2 separate regions of the Mus musculus genome follow, and region 2 is linked to region 1. The links are chromatin loops, found by intact Hi-C in ENCODE. Cell type or tissue: gastrocnemius. All regions are shown on one strand. Links, peaks and the distances in the headings refer to the core of each region. The heading gives the core; the rest is flanking DNA.

What was found. Hi-C counts contacts between places; a loop is a spot of excess contacts. Peaks named below come from ENCODE experiments on the same cell type or tissue, not always from the same donor. Only the 100,000 strongest peaks of a DNase experiment are listed, where the experiment ranks them.
Region 2: it touches region 1 in a loop (2.0-fold over the local background); 3 of 42 quality-filtered maps call a loop at or near these places.

Annotation. Positions count from the first base shown.
Region 1 is chr6:8,504,967-8,513,306 of GRCm38, forward strand. It overlaps Glcci1 (glucocorticoid induced transcript 1), which reads left to right and starts at 4,634. Exons shown (of 8, transcript NM_133236.3): 1 at 4,634-5,353. The coding sequence starts at 4,921. It overlaps A430035B10Rik (RIKEN cDNA A430035B10 gene), which reads right to left and starts at 4,195. Exons shown (of 2, transcript NR_040452.1): 1 at 4,013-4,195; 2 at 2,093-3,845. In gastrocnemius, for the core only: a CTCF peak has its summit at 4,480; DNase peaks (open chromatin) are centred at 3,466, 4,357, 4,727, 5,250 and 2 more places; H3K4me3 peaks cover 4,352 bases; H3K27ac peaks cover 2,811 bases.
Region 2 is chr6:8,409,073-8,417,412 of GRCm38, forward strand. The region is part of intron 3 of Umad1 (UMAP1-MVP12 associated (UMA) domain containing 1); the gene reads left to right. Among named protein-coding and RNA genes, the nearest start is that of Gm46952, 68 kb to the left of the region's middle. In gastrocnemius, for the core only: no CTCF peak of the experiment used is centred there; DNase peaks (open chromatin) are centred at 4,083 and 5,144; H3K4me3 peaks cover 277 bases.

The DNA.
Region 1 (8,340 bases), core at 156-8,155:
GTGATGTAGAGCATCACAGAGCAAGAGACAGGAAGCCTTTGTGTATGTATGTCTAGTCTCTCTTCCTCTTCTTATAAGGCTTATAAGATCACCAGATTGAATCACGGGGGCTCCACCCTAAAATGTGCTTACCTCTGAAGCAAACAGTCAGTTTCAATTTCTACACTTCTACATTCTTATTTGTGTGCATGTGTGTACACCTACTGTGTGTGTCACGGTGCGCACAAGGAGGCCAGTAGACAGCCTCTGGGAGTTGGCTCTCTTTTCTCCGTGTGGGTTCCTAGGATGGAACTTTAGCTTTCAGGCTTGATGGCCAAGCTCCCTCATTGTGGAGTTATCTCACTAGTTCACGTTTCCATGTGCTTTCAAAACAGAAACCAAAACCAACCAGCCAAACAACAACAACAAAGAAAACACCACTAAACTGTTTATTTTATTAATATAGATGTTTTATCTGCATGTAAATCTCTGCAGCGCGTGTGTGCTGGTGCCCGTAGAGGCCAGAATAGGGTGACTGTTGCAGGATGTTTGATCACACTGTGGACCCTGAGATTGTGTTATGGTGGCTCAGTTATTAACACACCTTTAATCCCTCTGGCCAGAATAATGACATGTCCCTCCTACACACCTTTAATCCCAAACAATGAAGGTAAAGTTGGTTTGTAGAAGAAAGCACCCATGCTTGCAGGGGGACAGAGACAGAGAGATACAGACAGACAGACAGACAGACAGACAAACATGGATGGGGCAGCTTGAATCTGTTAGTGTGGAGAGGAGATTTGAGCCAAAACAGCAGAAGTTCAGAAAGAACTAGAAAGGGGCTAGCTTATTCAGCAGCAGGTCCCAGAAGCTGAAAACATTGTAGGCCTAGATTAGATTATATGGAAACGAGAAGTTTCCAGGGGCAGGCCTAGGTTAGCAGACTAGGGTAATAAGCTTGGAGATGACATGCCAGGACCTAATTACAGGTGATGGTTACAGGTAGTTGTGAAACATCACGTGGATACTGAGATTTGACTCTAGGTCCTCTAGAAAAGGAGCAAGTGCTTTTAACAGCTAGGCCACCTCCGCAGCTCTGAGTTTCCCCATTCTTAATATCTCACATTGGGGATAAACCTCAGCATGACTTTTAGGGGACAAATCATATTCAAACTGGAAGGCATTAAGTCTTAAAAGCATGGGTAGAAGAACCAAGCAGATGGAACTGGTAGTTCTACAAGGCCTCACAATTTTTTCATTCTGTTCTCTCTCTATGAGGGGCAGCTTATTGTTAATTGCATGTAGTTGGAAACGTCTCCTTTCTCCTGTTCTAGGTTAGTCTATGGATGGTTCTGGGATTTGCAAATTGTTGTTCCATAAATATCCAAAATATGAGGCCTGAGAAAAGAGGTGTTCATTATTATAATTTTAATTACATGCATTTAGTTTGGATGGAGTGTTGTGCATGTTTGTGTGTCTGTCTGTCTGTCTGTGTGTGTGTGTGTGTGTGTGTGCTTGCACACTTGAGTAGATCAGAAGAAATTTCTGGTAACTCCTGATGAGTTACCAGAAAGTGAAAATAATATTGTAAGATTAGATAGTATCTGGGGGTAACTTAATGGCACAGCACTTTGAGCAGCCTATGGAAGGCTCTGGGTTCAATTTCTTGGGCAAACTGCCCCTATCTTTCTATACTGAGTTCTGGGGAATCACACTCATGTGGTCAGATTTGACCAAGTGCTTTCTTTTTTACCCACTGAGCCAACAAAGGTGTTTCTAAAGTTATCAACTTGTGCTTTCACTCCCTCAGGACAGAGCAGTGTAGTAATGGGTTTATAACTAACATTAGGCCTTATGTAACAAGTTCAGAGGTCATTACACTCACACTCAATGAACAGGGAAATTGCACAGGGCCTGTCTATGCTACAGTAGTATAACAGTGGACTTCAAACCCAGCAACCCATACTGTGGCTACAGGGTTTATTGTATCTGATGTATAGTGTTTAGCTAGAAATAAGTCTGTAATAATATTTACTTTTTCCAATGCTTCTATATTCTCTTGGCTTTTGTTACCATCTGCAGTAAGAACAAATTATCACACATTTAACTAACAGGCATTTGAAGGCAGATGCTGCATTTATTGTAGCTCATTTAAATTCTTAGGTATGACCATCATGAGAATAAAGTTTTTAGAGGGAACCATATTTTCTTGAATAAAGAGAAAATGATTGGAATTTCAAAAAACTCATGATGAGTTACCAGAAAGTAAAAGTAATATTGTAAGATCAGATAGTATCTGTGGGTAATTCAATGGCACAGCATTTTGAGCAACCTATTCAAGACTTTGGGTTCAATTTCTAGCATGAGATGCATTAAAAAATTGGCACTTAAAAACTCATGCAAATTCTCTCATTTAGATTTTAGATACAACTTAAACTTATTACATCAGATCTGAATGAACAAGAAACCTAAAATTATGGCCAGCTCTATTGTTTTTGATCCAAACGAACTGCTACTGACCATTGCCAACGGTGGCTCACTATGACTTTAGAATCATGATCATCTAATGTGTTGAGGTTGGTCCAGAGGTGACCCAAGATGACATTTCTATAATGAAGCTGTGCTGTGATCAAATTACCAACGTTAGACATTTATCAGTAGTTTAAAACCTTTATACATTTTAGTATAACATTGTTGTAATCTTATTCTTGCTATTCCAAAAAAAAAAAACCCACCAAAAGAAGCCATTTATTGTTTCTATTCACAAAAGGTTATACTTAGTGAAACCATTAATCTTTAGATGAAAAAATTAATACAATAGACAAATTATGTCAAATTTTAAAGTTATTTTGTTCTATAGATAATTAAAGTATAATTTGTTCTAGAAAGTAAGAAAAGGGAGCTGCTAGTCATGTCTAAAAGCTCGTTTGGACATCTGTGAGCTACCATAAAGTCTCTTAATCAGAACACGCATCTTCTGCTTGGAGGTACTAAGGGCACAGGGCTTCTTCAGACGCCTGCCTGGGTCCCTCTGGCCTCAGCTTCCACTTAGCTGAGTGATCTCAGACAAGACAATTAGTGTCTTTGTGCCCCAGATAAAGCAGGGAGGATAATAACAGCACATACCTTGTGGATTATGTGAAGAACGAATGAGTTAACACATAATAATGTCCTTAGAACAGTGGCTAGCACGTGGTGAATGTTTAGTAAACATTAGCTATTATTTTTATATGTGATAAAGCATAGAACTATGACTAATATAGTAGGATATAGTACTAGATGCTATTTTTTGTATTTTGATTAGGCATCATCAATATTTTTTCTAAACAACAATTTACTGTGCTTCTTATTTTTTCTTATTTTTTTAAAAATTTTCATTTAATTTCATTTAATTTCTGTCTGACCACACAGGGAAGCAGAGAAAGGTGGCTCCTCTGAGTGAAACTGATCATTTAGTGCCTGGAATCAGGAAGCTTGCCAGTGTGGGCAGACACCAGGCAGACGCCAATCTGACACGCCACTTCTTTATTTTGTAAAATCTTATGTTTTTGTTTATCTCATGTGAATTAATAGGAGGTATCTGATGTAGAGCTTTAACTATTCCTGATTAGGGTTTTATATACTTTCTTATGCCCATCTAAAATCTTCGTACTTCTCATTTTCCTTGCAGAAGAATAACCCCCAGTGCCATCACACAGAGGAAATGACCACAATGAATTGTTACATTATGCCTGGTCTTTCTCCCAAGAGACCATCAGCTCCGGGGTAGTAAACTAGGTGCTCTCCATTAATAAATCTGATGATGCGATGCTGTAAATTTTCTTGTTGACGTGTACAATTCAGAATGTGATGTTCTCCACCCTACCCTGTAACGACAAACAGGTTGTAATGGCAGGTGCATTTTGTTCAATGTAGCATCCATACACTAATCCTGAAGTTGTTTTGATTCACAAGGCGACTAGGACACTTAAAGACATTTCTAAGATTAAAAGGGTTAAGGATCCTTCACTCAGCTTTAACTAAAACATCTCACCGGATGCAGGTGTATTTGCAAAATTAGTTTGGCTTCAGCGTCCTCAGCCCCAGGTTGTAGAGAGCACTGGAGGGTGGAATCCTTGTAACTTGCTTATCGCAGCGCGCGCGTGTCTTTGGGCGTCGGAGTCCGCGCAGGGCACGTATGGACCCACTTTTCTAACCTGACCCTCACCTCAAAGCCTGTCAACTCTTAAGTCCCTCCCTCCGCGCGAGGCCCGCCTCTCTCATCCACTTCCATGCTCCGCCCCCAGAGCGGAAACGTGGTACTGTAATTGGCCGAGTCTCCTCTCACTCCGACAATACAACCATTCCTTGGCATCCCGGAGTAGGGTGGCGCTGCCAATCACAGCGCTCGCAGCCGCAGGAGCCGGGTCCGGAACGCCCAGAGGCGGGGCCGGAGGCGGGGCGCCGACACAGGATTAGTTGCCATTCCGAGTGAGAAGCGGGTCGAGGTGGCGGCGGCAGCGGCGGCGGCGTTTGCGGTGGCGCGGGTTACGCGCAGCGCGAGGCGCCTCGAGGCCCCTTTCTCTCCTCCGAGGCTAAAGTCCCGGCGCTGCCCGTGGTCGCCGAGTCGTGTCGCGCGGGCGACCCCCCGCGAGGGCTGAGCAGCCGCGGGAAGCGGGCGAGTGCCCTGTCAGCGCGATGCCCGGGGCGGCGGCGGCGGCGGCCATGGGCTCGACGCGGGCTCTGCCGTGAGCGCCCCGCAGAGCGCCGCGGGGCGGTTGAGCCGTTGGACGTTGGCCGTCGCGGCGTCCCCTCCCCCTCGGCGGCGGGGTGCGCGTCGGAAGGGGAGCCCCGCGGCTCCGCCCCTCCCCGCCCCTCCCCCGTACACATCGCACGCACCGCGGCGCCGGCTCCCACACGCTCGCTCGCGCGCCCGCCCGCCCGCCCGCCCGCGGAGCCACCATGTCCACTGCGTCCTCCAGTTCCTCTCAGACCCCTCACTCCGCGCCGCAGAGGATGCGGCGCAGCACCGCGGGCTCCCCGCCCGCCGCTGCCGGGAGCGGGACGGGGCCGGCCGGGAGCTGCGCACCGGCTGCGGGAGCCGGTCGGCTGCTGCAGCCCATCCGCGCCACGGTGCCCTACCAGCTCCTGCGGGGCAGCCAGCACAGCCCCACGCGCCCGGCCGCCGCCGCCGCCACCGCCGCCGCCGCGCTCGGCAGTCTCTCCGGGCCCGGAGGGGCCCGCGGCCCCAGCCCGTCCAGCCCGACTCCACCGCCGGCCGCTGCCCCAGCCGAGCAGGCGCCTCGCGCCAAGGGCCGCCCGAGACGGTCCCCCGAGAGCCGGCGGAGGAGCAGCTCACCTGAGAGACGGAGTCCCGGCTCGCCCGTGTGCAGAGGTAGCGAGCCCAACCCTCCCGTCCTCCCGGGCTGCGTCTCCCCGACGGTGCCCTGCGTGGAAAACTTCAGCCTCTCCGGGCTTCTGTTTGCTAGTGCATTACCGAAGGTGTGAAAGTGGCTTTGGGAATCTCACCCCCCACCCTGAGGTCGCTGCAGGGCTTGGAGGAGCGACCTGGAAATCAACTTTTATCCGACCCTCACACCGCCACTCAGATTTTATCTTGCATCCCTCGCCTGCAAAAGAAAAGTGTTTCGGTTTAATAGCTTATTAGCTTTCTGTGTTTGGAGCCGGGCAAGGAGGAGCCGTGTGAAACCCTTAAACACGCACACAAACTCTCTAGCGGGGCATAAGGTGGTAGTGGTAATCTCTGCAGCCTTTGTGCTTTCCCACAAAGTTCTTGTCTGGAGTATGTTTGTGTTTTGGAGACTTGATGGCGGTAGTTAGGTTGTTAGAATATCCTTTGCATGTGTAGGGGAGGCAGTTTAAAGTGTATGCTGTTTATCCATCCTCTCCTCTACTTTATATAGTCATGTATTAGATCACTACTGCACTACAAATGGCTTATGCCGGAATGGTGGTTTTCGTGGTGAATTTCTTAAAGCCTGTTTGTGGAGTGTGTTCACTTTTTCCTTGCATCTTTAAGTATACTTAGCAGTTCAGCTGAGCTGTGTAGAGAGATCTCCTTTCTTTTTTGTTAGGTATCAAAGGTAATGGTGAGTGGGAGGATGTTGTGGACTCCCCTTAATGTTTTCTGTTTGGGTTTGGTTTTGTTTATGCCTAGGGACATACTGCATGAACTAGTTGACTCCTGGGGGAGAAAAAGAAAATTAGGCAAAACAGGGACGTAACCGGCCATAAGGGAGAGTCGAGTACCTAATATTCTTAGATACCAGCCTAGAGCTACAGTTGCTGCTGCTGCTGCTACTACTGCAGCATTGTGGAAGGAATCATTCGGAGTAGGGAAAGAAAACAACAAAAAAGCCTGCTCAGAAGGGAAATACTACCAAGCTTCATACAATGTTTGTGTGGTATGTGGGGTTTTTTTGTTTAAGGTGGACGTTCTTAAGGTGTTTAGAGTTAGGGAAAGGGATTGCAATATGATAGATCAAAGTTTAGGTATTTTTAGCTTTAATTTAGATGTGTAATTAGCATGTTGCTAAAGCACTTGCTTTCAGATCCCTTGATGGTAAGCCTCTGGGTAGGATGTTAGTGCGGTGGAATAAGTGCAGGAGCACCAAGAAATACATCCTGTAATCTGTATGCACCAGGAGGGAATTGCTCCCCACTCCTCCCCCAGGTCAAGCCAGCTGCTGCAGAAACTGACATCCTCCAGCAAATCCTGAATGAATGAATGAAAACAACGTGATCGCCCTAATAATGACCACAACTGAACACACATCCTTGGGTGTATTTTATGGAAAACTCCACCATTTTCTAACAGATTAATGCCATATGCAACTCCCTTGCACATTTTTTGGAGCTGTGTTAAATGAGAGGTAACAGAAAGAAAAGCAGCAGCAGTCACAGCCGTTTTTGAATGATTTAGCTTTAACAGTTTGTTAATGGGAGTTTGGGGGGGTTTCTTTTAGGAACAATGTGAAAATAAAATAAAAATAGGAATTGTAGATTGTGTGCAGAGGATTTTGTGGGCTGTGTTTGAGAAGTTTTGGCAATTGCTGCAAAAATACAATGGGCACCTAGCACCTCCTTTCCTTTTGTTGATAAACAGTAACATCTTAGCACAGATAATAGTACAACTTGTTTTTCTACATCCTTCAAAAGCCCTAATTGCTTAGGAATTACATGCCCCATCATGAAGCAGTTTTAATGAAATTTGTGATCAGGATTAAATTCTACTCTTTGTTGTAGAATGGCACACCAGAGTTTAATGCAATCACGATGAAAACACTTGGTTTTGAGTCTGTTTGTGCAGTAGACAGATTTGCAGGGTCACAGCTTGTGCTAGGAATTGAGGAGCTTTCTGTGCTGTAGTTGTGCTATGTGTAGCATTAGGTGTTTTGTCAGTTTCTTGCATTGAAGTGATTTTTGAAAGCATGCTCTTGTGCTCCTAGTTTCTTGATTGTATTATCACTATGTTATTGGTCCACATTCTGCCTTGTTCTCCTCTGCCCATATTGAAAGTACAACATGTAAGTAATACGTTCTGTCTGCTTAGCCACTTCAAATCTCTCCTGAGACTTAACAGTTGCAATGAGTTTCCATTGAATTCACTCAGGTTCCGGCGTCAGGGGGTTTTAGTCTCCATTGACCAAAGCGCTGCTGCTGCTGCTGCTGCTGCTGCTGCTGCTGCAGACACTGACACTGACATCACTCTACTGCATGAATGAAAAACAACAACGTGCACCGTTTCTTCCTCTGCTCGCCTCCTTCCTTTTTTGCACCTCTCAAAGTGGGAGGCTAGACATTATATTATGTCTTGAGAAATGACACACAACACTTTTTAGGTAGACATTGACTCGGGATATGTATTTCATGGAGATGTACGTTGTTTACAAAAAGCTTTCAGAGCTCTGGGAATTTGGATTATGGGTGACAAGGAAGCATTCAGAATTTTATTCCCCTTTTGTCTAACTATGGAAGAAAGTATAGAAACTAAGTTTTCTTATTCTTGTATCACAAAGAATTGTAAGCAGGATTTTGAATCCAGTGTCTGTTTTTCTCATAAACACTCCTAGCATGCATATTTATGGGGTTAAGCTAAGTAAGAGTTGGTGCTTGGGTCAGAAAACGGGGAGAAAACAATGCTGTAAAGAGGAGCAACCAGTTTTAAGATTTATCGTATTGTACTTTAACATCCAACAGAAAGATAGTAATTCTCTTTGTTTTTGTACCGTAGCTTAAATGCTACCTTAATGGAATATGCATAAGCCTGCTAACATCATGCTTTACTTAGAAGCTTGGTAATTACAAATTGAAAGTTGTGTTGTGTTGCTGTTCCTGGATCATTCTCTTTTTGTAATTTTT
Region 2 (8,340 bases), core at 195-8,194, 96 kb before region 1:
GCCTAGAAGGCCAGAAGAGGGTCAGCTCCTCAGGAACTAGCGTTACAGACAGGCGTGAACCAGCATGTGGGTGCTGGGAATTGAACCTGGGTCTTCAGGAAGCGCTCTCCAGCTGCCGTGATAAACTGCTCTCCTCAGCCTTTCTTTCTGTTGGCTGTGTCTGTGTTGGGTGTCATAGCTCAGGCCCATTGTGAAATTGCAGGTCATGAAGGCTTACTTCTACATGTTTTCTAACAGTTTTACAGTTTAGCTTTCATGGGACTTTGATTCATTTTGACCTAGTATTTTTATATGATGTGATACAGGGCATCAATTTTTTCCCATTGAATAAAAAGCTTTTCCAGTGTTAAATACTGGGGAAAAAAATCTTCCTCCACGGTGCAGTGCACTCTGGTGACAACGCATGTGACTGTTAACACTTGGGTTTATTTCCAGTCTTTGAGTTCTAGGCCATTGATTGGTCTCCTCATCCTTATGTCAAAGGACACTGTTGACAACTGGAATTTTGAAATCACAAGTCTCAGTTTTGTTTTACTTTTCCACAATTCTGGGTGATTCGTGGTCTGTGGCTATTTGATCTGCGTTTTAGAATCTCTTGCAAGAACCCCCTGCTGTTCTGAAAGGATTGTGAGGGTTCTGAAGCTCGGTTTAAGGAGCCTCCATCTGAGCAGCTTTACATTTGATGCCTGAATGTGGGATGCTTTCCTGTCTGCTTAAGGCCTTAATTTCTTTTCAAAATCCCTTATGGTTTTCAGAATGTAAATTTTGTGCTTCTATTAAAGGGTTCCTGAATATTTAGAAGTGCCTTCGATGGCATTATGAATGCATTTTTATCTCACTTTCATTCCTGGGTTGTTCATGACAATGTACAGGCATATATTTACATGCCACTTAACAACAAGAATGTGTTCTGTAAGCTGCATCATTAGGTGCTGGGAAAGATCAAGTGTACTCAGCAAACTGCTGATATGAGCCACTCCAGAGCTAAGCGGTATGGTGTAGCCTGTTGATGCCAGGCTACAAATCTACCCAGTATGCTAGTAGTGTTGAATACTGTTGGCAGTTAAAACACGTCAACATGTCTAGATATCAAAACAGCACATCAAAACCATGGTGTCAACATTTTAAAATGATATACCTCACCATGCTTGGAGAATACAGAACTGGAAGTTCCTCTGTGCGAGGCACTGAGTGAGTAACCTTGTGCCTAACTGTCCCTCCATAGGCTGTAACAGTTCTGTGCACTTCCTATGACATATGGATTCCAGTAGTTTTCCTCAACGAAAGTTAACCTCAGCCTACTATAACTTTTTGCTTTGTACACCTTTATCTTAGTGCTTTTGTAATAACATTAAAATACACACACTGGAGCTTTCTCAGTCACTGTTCTGCTGCTTTGAGGAGACACCATGACAAGTCACTCTTGAAAAGGAAAAACCTTAGTTAGCGGCTTGCTCACAGTTTGGGAGGGTCGGTCCGTGATCTTCATGGTGGGAAGAAGGCAGGCAAGGCACTAGAGAAGTAACTATGAGCTTGAAACCTGATCTACAGGCAGGAGAGGGGAGGAGAGACAGTGTACCTGGTGCAGACCTCAGAGCCCACTCCCACATCCTCCCAACAAGGATATGCCTACTCCAACATGGCCACACCTCCTAAATCTTCCAAACCTGGGGACTAAACATGCAAATCAGAAAGCCAGTGGGGGTCATTCTCACTCAAAGCACCACATTACCTATGCAAAATATTTCTTTAAGTTATTTTATAACTTCTATGTAATTTTCCATTTTTAAATATTTTCATTTTTAAGCTTTTTCTTACAAGTACCAGGCAAGCACAACTGTTATTCTAGGTCTACCCATGGCAGGAAGACTAACCTCAAAGCTAGATATATCACAGCACCTTCTGCTGTAAACCCTCAGAGACTGTAATGCTGCCATTTCCTAGAAGAACTTGACTTTCTTCTGGACTTCTTCCTGAAGGACCTCCCTGAGGCTAATTTTAAGTTGTGTGTGTGTGTGTGTGTGTGTGTGTGTGTGTGTGTGTGTGTGTGAAGTATACTTAAAAGTAGTGACTAAAACTATTGTTTTTGTAGTAAAACAGTCACAGAGGCATTTATCATAATCAAGCACTATGTACTGTGGATACTTAGTTTGTACTTTAATCCAAGTGTAAACATAGTAGATTTCTTTATATCAGTTCCATCATAGACTCATGAGTTTTATGTTGTTTATATATATTACATATTACAAACAATAGTTATGGCATAGTAGTTTTTCAGTTCTATCACAATTTTACATTAGTTTGGTATATTTACTCCATTGCTTACCAAAATATCTTTGCTTAGTTCACAACCATCTGATTTTATTAAAGTGTGCGTGTGTGTGTTTGTATGTGTGTGTTGTACTAACACTGTATATTCAAACATATGTGCCTGTGTGCACACAGTCAGTGGAGGTCAGAGAATGTGAGGTATTCTGCTTCATGGTTTTTGACTTTATTTCTTTGCGACAGGGTCTCTCCCTGAACCTGGAGCTAGATAAGGGTGGTGGTGAGCAAGCCCCAGTGATCCTTCTCCGCCTCTTCCCGTCCTGCTCAGCCCTGTTCTTCCAGGCATGCCTGACCACTCGTAGCTTTTGATGTGGGCACTGGGATGGACTCACAGTGTCGTTCTTGCACTGAAAGCGTTTTTTCTCCACTGAGTCTTCTCTCCAGCACCAGCCACAGCTGATTTCTAAAATGTGAGTCTTGTGTCCTATAACCTTGCTAAATTTAGTAGTTCTTAGTGAGTGCAATTGCACTTTAATGGGTGCCTCATGATTTTCTACTTAGACAAATCCTATCATCGCTGTATGGTAATAGTTTTACTTCTTCCTCTCCAGTGTGGATGCCTCTCACTGTCTACCTAGCTGTCCTGGGGAAACTCTGGAGAACAGCGCTGAGCAGAAGACATGTTTCTCTAACCCTGCGAGTAGCAGGAACGTGTCTAGGCTTTCACCGTTAGCCATGCTAGTGTGCTTTTAGCGTGAAAAGGAATTGGAGGGCTGGGGAGATTTGCCACAGAGATATGGGACTCAAGTTTGAATCCCCAGAAGGCATGGACAACTGAGTATAGTCGTACAGTTCTTTAATTCCAGTGCTTCCACAGGAAGATGAGAGTTAGACACTCATGGGCCAGCTAGGCTGCAGTATGCACTGGCAACCAACATAAGAGAAACCCTGTCTCAAATAGATTGGAAAAGAAGAATACACCCCGAGGTTGTATCATGACTTCCACATGTATATTGTGAGCCTGGATTTCCTGACCATACAAGATAACCGTGGGGCTTTTGTTGTATTGATCTCAAATATCATATTAATTTTACCTAATGTGATTGGCCCAGAACTCATTGTTAGGAGACAGTACAAAGCTCATAGTATAAATTTAATTAAATAAATAAATAAAATTTAAAAAAGACCTGCTGTGGGTTTCAAAGAGAGTGAACATTTTGCTTACTGGAATTAGAGGAACAAGGCCAACTGAGTATATTTTGCACAAATGAAATTATTTTCTGTTTTTTCCTCTTAAGCGACTGATTATTCACTCATAATTTTGAGGTTGTTTGGCTTGCAATTCATTTTACTTTTCCTATTATATGATCCCAGCTCTTTTTATATCTTTTAAGCAATCGCAGTGATACTCCTAGCTTGAACTCTATTACCCTTAGCAATTTTTGTTTGGATTTTAATTGAAAGCATTTAAATAGGAAGTGATATATACGTCCAAGCAATCAGCTATGCTCCTCAGGCGTGAAAGGATCACTCTCCTTTGTGCTGGTCTGAACGTAAATAGTGGTGATATACTTCCTACTTCTCAACAGTCGAGGTCCACCCAGAAGCTTGCGACTATATAGAGTCCCGGAAATGTCCTCATTCCCCTTTCTAGCCTCTGATATCATCTCTTAGCATAGAATCATGTTAAATGGGCACGAGGCTTGTGTTTGAACCAATTAAAGGGACAGTACCTTTAACTTGCTAAGAACAGATTGCAGCTCAAGTCCTAGCCATCTGGCACCTTCTTGCCCTTGTCCCACAAGTGCTGTGGGCTAGAAAATGTGGGCAGTGCCAGTTGCTGGACGATTACCCACAAAGGGCTTGCTTTGGGAGGAATCATCTTCCTGAACACAGAGCAGCGTGCTGTCCCTTTAAGTTCTGAAATTTAACTGAATATATTTGGTGAAGGTAAAGCAGTTATTTTAAAAATACATTATTCAGGGATCACAGCGGTGCTTTCAGGGATTAAAATAGTCTAAACAGTATGTAATTTCAGGGTTTCTAAGATCTGCATAGAATTAGCATATCCAGCTGGATATAAAATGATACGTAATACAACACCCACCCCACCCCACCCCACAAAAAAACTGGTTTTCTCTGCATTGTATGTGCCTTCTTTGGTTGGGAGAGAAAGATAAAGTATTGTATAGCCTCCTATAGGAGATACTGTAAGGGCTTCAGAAACAAGTGCACTCTACATTTGAAAGGCTCCCTGTTTTCTTCGCAGGTCAGATGAGCAAGATGCAGAGAATGGTGGGTAAGCATCCCAGAGATTAAAATGGTACCTACCTACCACATAAAGAAAACTTAATGAGATGTTATCTAAGATGACTGGCAAATAAGTGCCATTCAGTGTGAGCTAATGCCTGCAGTCCTGGAAATAAGCCCACCTTACAATTTACCTAGAAGAAAGTTAGCAAAACTAGATTCAGTAACAGCTAGTATAATTTACTTCTTAATAATGTGTGGGAGCTCTTTTTCTAAACCGCTGTATTTCCAACTTCATAGGCAAACTGTGAATTATTTAGTGTCTTCAGAGAATTCCCATCATTGTCTCACCTGCAGAGAGCTGGGGAGGATAAACTGAATCTTTATTTAACTCTAAATGTGATTTCTGTACATTTAAGACCACTTTTAGAAATTATACGTATACACTTTTGTGTCAATTTAGCAGTTAAAACTGTAGCAATTATTTCTGGAAGGCAGAAAGAAAAACTGCACTCAGGAAGGTTCTGAAAGTGGCTGTCTGCAAACTGGTGAAATCCCGAGCCTCGGAAAGCCACATTTGCTTATCCAACAGCACATGCGCACCTGGGCCCCGCAGAGCTGTGCATGCTGCGCCTGCCGTCCAGCCCCAGCCTCTCTGCTCCCTGGCCCAGACATCATGGAAACAAAGCTGACTCGTGAGGGGAAAGAACTGTGTGCGTCCCTTCCCTGTCACATTTCTTCTTCTAGCTCTGCCAGCCAGCAAGTGGATTATATCTACACTTGATTCTAAGGAGCAGTTTGCAGCAGGTGGATTGTATCTACACTTGATTCTAAGGAGCAGTTTGCAGCAGGTGGATTGTATCTACACTTGATTCTAAGGAGCAGTTTGCAGCAGGTGGATTGTATCTACACTTGATTCTAAGGAGCAGTTTGCAGCAGGTGGATTGTATCTGCACTTGATTCTAAGGAGCAGTTTGCAGCAGGTGGATTGTATCTACACTTGATTCTAAGGAGCAGTTTGAGTTCCGGTGCCCACTGAAGCCAGGGCCGTCAGATGCCCCTGACAAGTCCTGGTGTTGGGAATCAAACTTGAGTCACCTAGAAGAGCAGTATTTGCTTATCTTTGTGAATATGCGTCTTTCTTAATTCCCTTCTCTCTCCAAACTTTGCCATTACCAGAGGAAAGTTCTACTTTATCATATTGCTATTAGTGGAAGCAAAGCAAAAATCTTAACACAACACTACAGATTCCCTGGATCATTTCTAATGGATATACCAGCTCACACCATACAGGGGACAGCAATCCAGAAAGAAATCCTTAAATCCTTTCAGTTTGGCCCCAAATTTCACCTCCAAACTGAATTTGCTATTTTCAAACAATGATATTCACAATTATTTTAATATATTTAGTATGGTTATTCTTATTCTGTTCATAATACTGATACTAAATTTTCTACATTTGTTACAAATCATAGAATCTAATCTGTTGTATATTTTTTTACTCTAAGAACGTCAATATTAAATTCTTAATTCCTATAGAGCTATAACTTCTGAAAAGATGAAATGGCCTGCCATTTTTCTCATTAGCTAAGTGTTTGTTTCTTACATATTCAAGACCACTATAAAGATGGGCATTCTTCCATTATAGAAATTCTTTTCATAACTTGAGTTTGCACACTCCTTGGCCACTGCTCCTACAGTTCCCAGGTGCATCAATTAAAAGTTGTTTCCTGTGGATCACGTCAGGAAGAGTTCAGAGTCTAAAGCTCTTCATATTGTGGCTCGTCGCTGCTGCTTCACCTGTCCAGTGAGCTTGTGTTTCAGAGAAGAGAATGGAATCCAGGAAGTCTGAGAGCCTTGCTGAAGCCCTGTGGTGCAGCAGGGAGCACTGGCACCCAGGGCCAGGCACTGACTTTCATCTAGAAATCCACAAATAATGGTATATAGCTCTAGTTCTTAATAATTCCATTCCCTCTCCCTGAAACAATGGGAATGCTGTGGAAGGGTAGTCAGGAGTTATTTATACATTTATAGCTTACTGTTGATGAGCTGATTTATTGTGTTTTCTAATGATTCAGTGTATTTTCCTTTGAGAAGTTCCAAGTCACTTATAGAAAGGTTATTCTGGTAAAGCATTGTGGCTCTTAAAAATATACAAAAACTGAGGCCTTTAAACTTTTTCTCGTATTGTGAATATTTGGCCCATTCTCAAGTCATTGTTAACGTTATTGACACCATGATTTTTATTGGGTGGGCTTTCCTCCAGAGCGGGGAGTCACACCGTGCACTGCATAACAGCACACAAAAGAAGCCAGCAGAGTGCCATTGTGCCATTGTGCCATTGTGCCAATGTGCCATTGTGCCATTGTGCCATTGTGCCATTGTGGCCGGAAGGGTTAGGGATTATAGACTTCCCCAAACAAGATCCAATGCTTTCACTTAGGCTTAGATTTTACTTCTCAAAACATTTAGGTGTAAAAACTTGAATTATGATTTGTAAGTCAAGCCAAGTTTGCTTTAGGAAGTTATGCAATAACTTTAGTGTAAGCGGGGCCATGTCACACCTGATTTTCCTGTTTCCTCATCTCCCATTCTTAGACATTCAGAGTTCCTTTACCCATCGGCTCCTGCTGGCCCTGTTGGTTCCTAGCTTTTCACCTAGTTGATTATATTCTGTTTGTTTTGGTTTTGGTTTTGGTTTTTTGAGACAGGGTTTCTCTGTGTAGCCCTGGCTGTCCTGGAACTCACTCTGTAGACCAGGCTGGCCTCGAACTCAGAAACCCTCCTGCCTCTGCCTCCCAAGTGCTGGGATCAAAGGCGTGCGCCACCACTGCCTGGCAATTATACTCTTACCTAAAAGTATTGTCCTGTAAAATTCTAAAGATGATAAACTTCTAAATTTCTATCAGCAACTGGATGATAAAGTGTACTGTATACAGGCTGTGGAATATTACTCAACCTTGAAAAGGCTCTGATTCAAGTCACACTTGTGAATGGATCTTGAAAACATTTTACTAAACATAAGCCAGTCACATCTGCATAAGATCCCTCGAATAAACCAATTCATAGGATTAAAAAGAAAAATATAGTAACGATTGCTGTGGGCTCAGGGAAAGGCCAAATGAGGACTGGTTTATTTAATGGGATGATGACAGTTGTAGCAGTGGGAAGTGGTGAGGACTGTAGACCCTGAAGGGCCTTGATGCCTGTCATTTAGACATTTAATGGCAGGTTCATACTGTGTAGAGTTTGCTTCAGTAAGAAAGCAATACTGACCTGAGCTCTCTGTGACATGAAATAATAGCACACTCCTTTGGGTTCCAAGTGTACGCTGAAGGAGCAGCCGGCCTCCTACCATTCTGAATGGCTCCTTCATTCTCATACAGGGTGGAAAAACCACAGCTGTGTTTACTTTTCCAACCCCATCTTCTATTTTGAAATATAACCTGTTTGAAAATGAGAGCCAAGGTCAAATAACACAGCTTTCTGCTCACCTCTTCAGTTTGCCAAACATTGTTTTTCTAGTGGAGTTCTAGGCTAGGCGAGGCCAGTGAGAGTAACACTATCACTCCTGTGTTCAATGGCAGAATTGAATTTGCCTGCCTCAGGACATCTGGATGCAGAGGGGTACAACATAGCTGCTTTCACGTTTGTGCATATATGAAAATGCACAGTGTGAGCCAGCAAGATGGCACAGTGGGTAAAGGCACTTGCTGCCACACTGGAAGACAGAAGTTTAGTCCCTGGAGACCACGTGATATTAGGAAAGAACTGACCTCCACAAGTTGTCCTCTGACCTACAAAACACCGTGGCATGTGTGT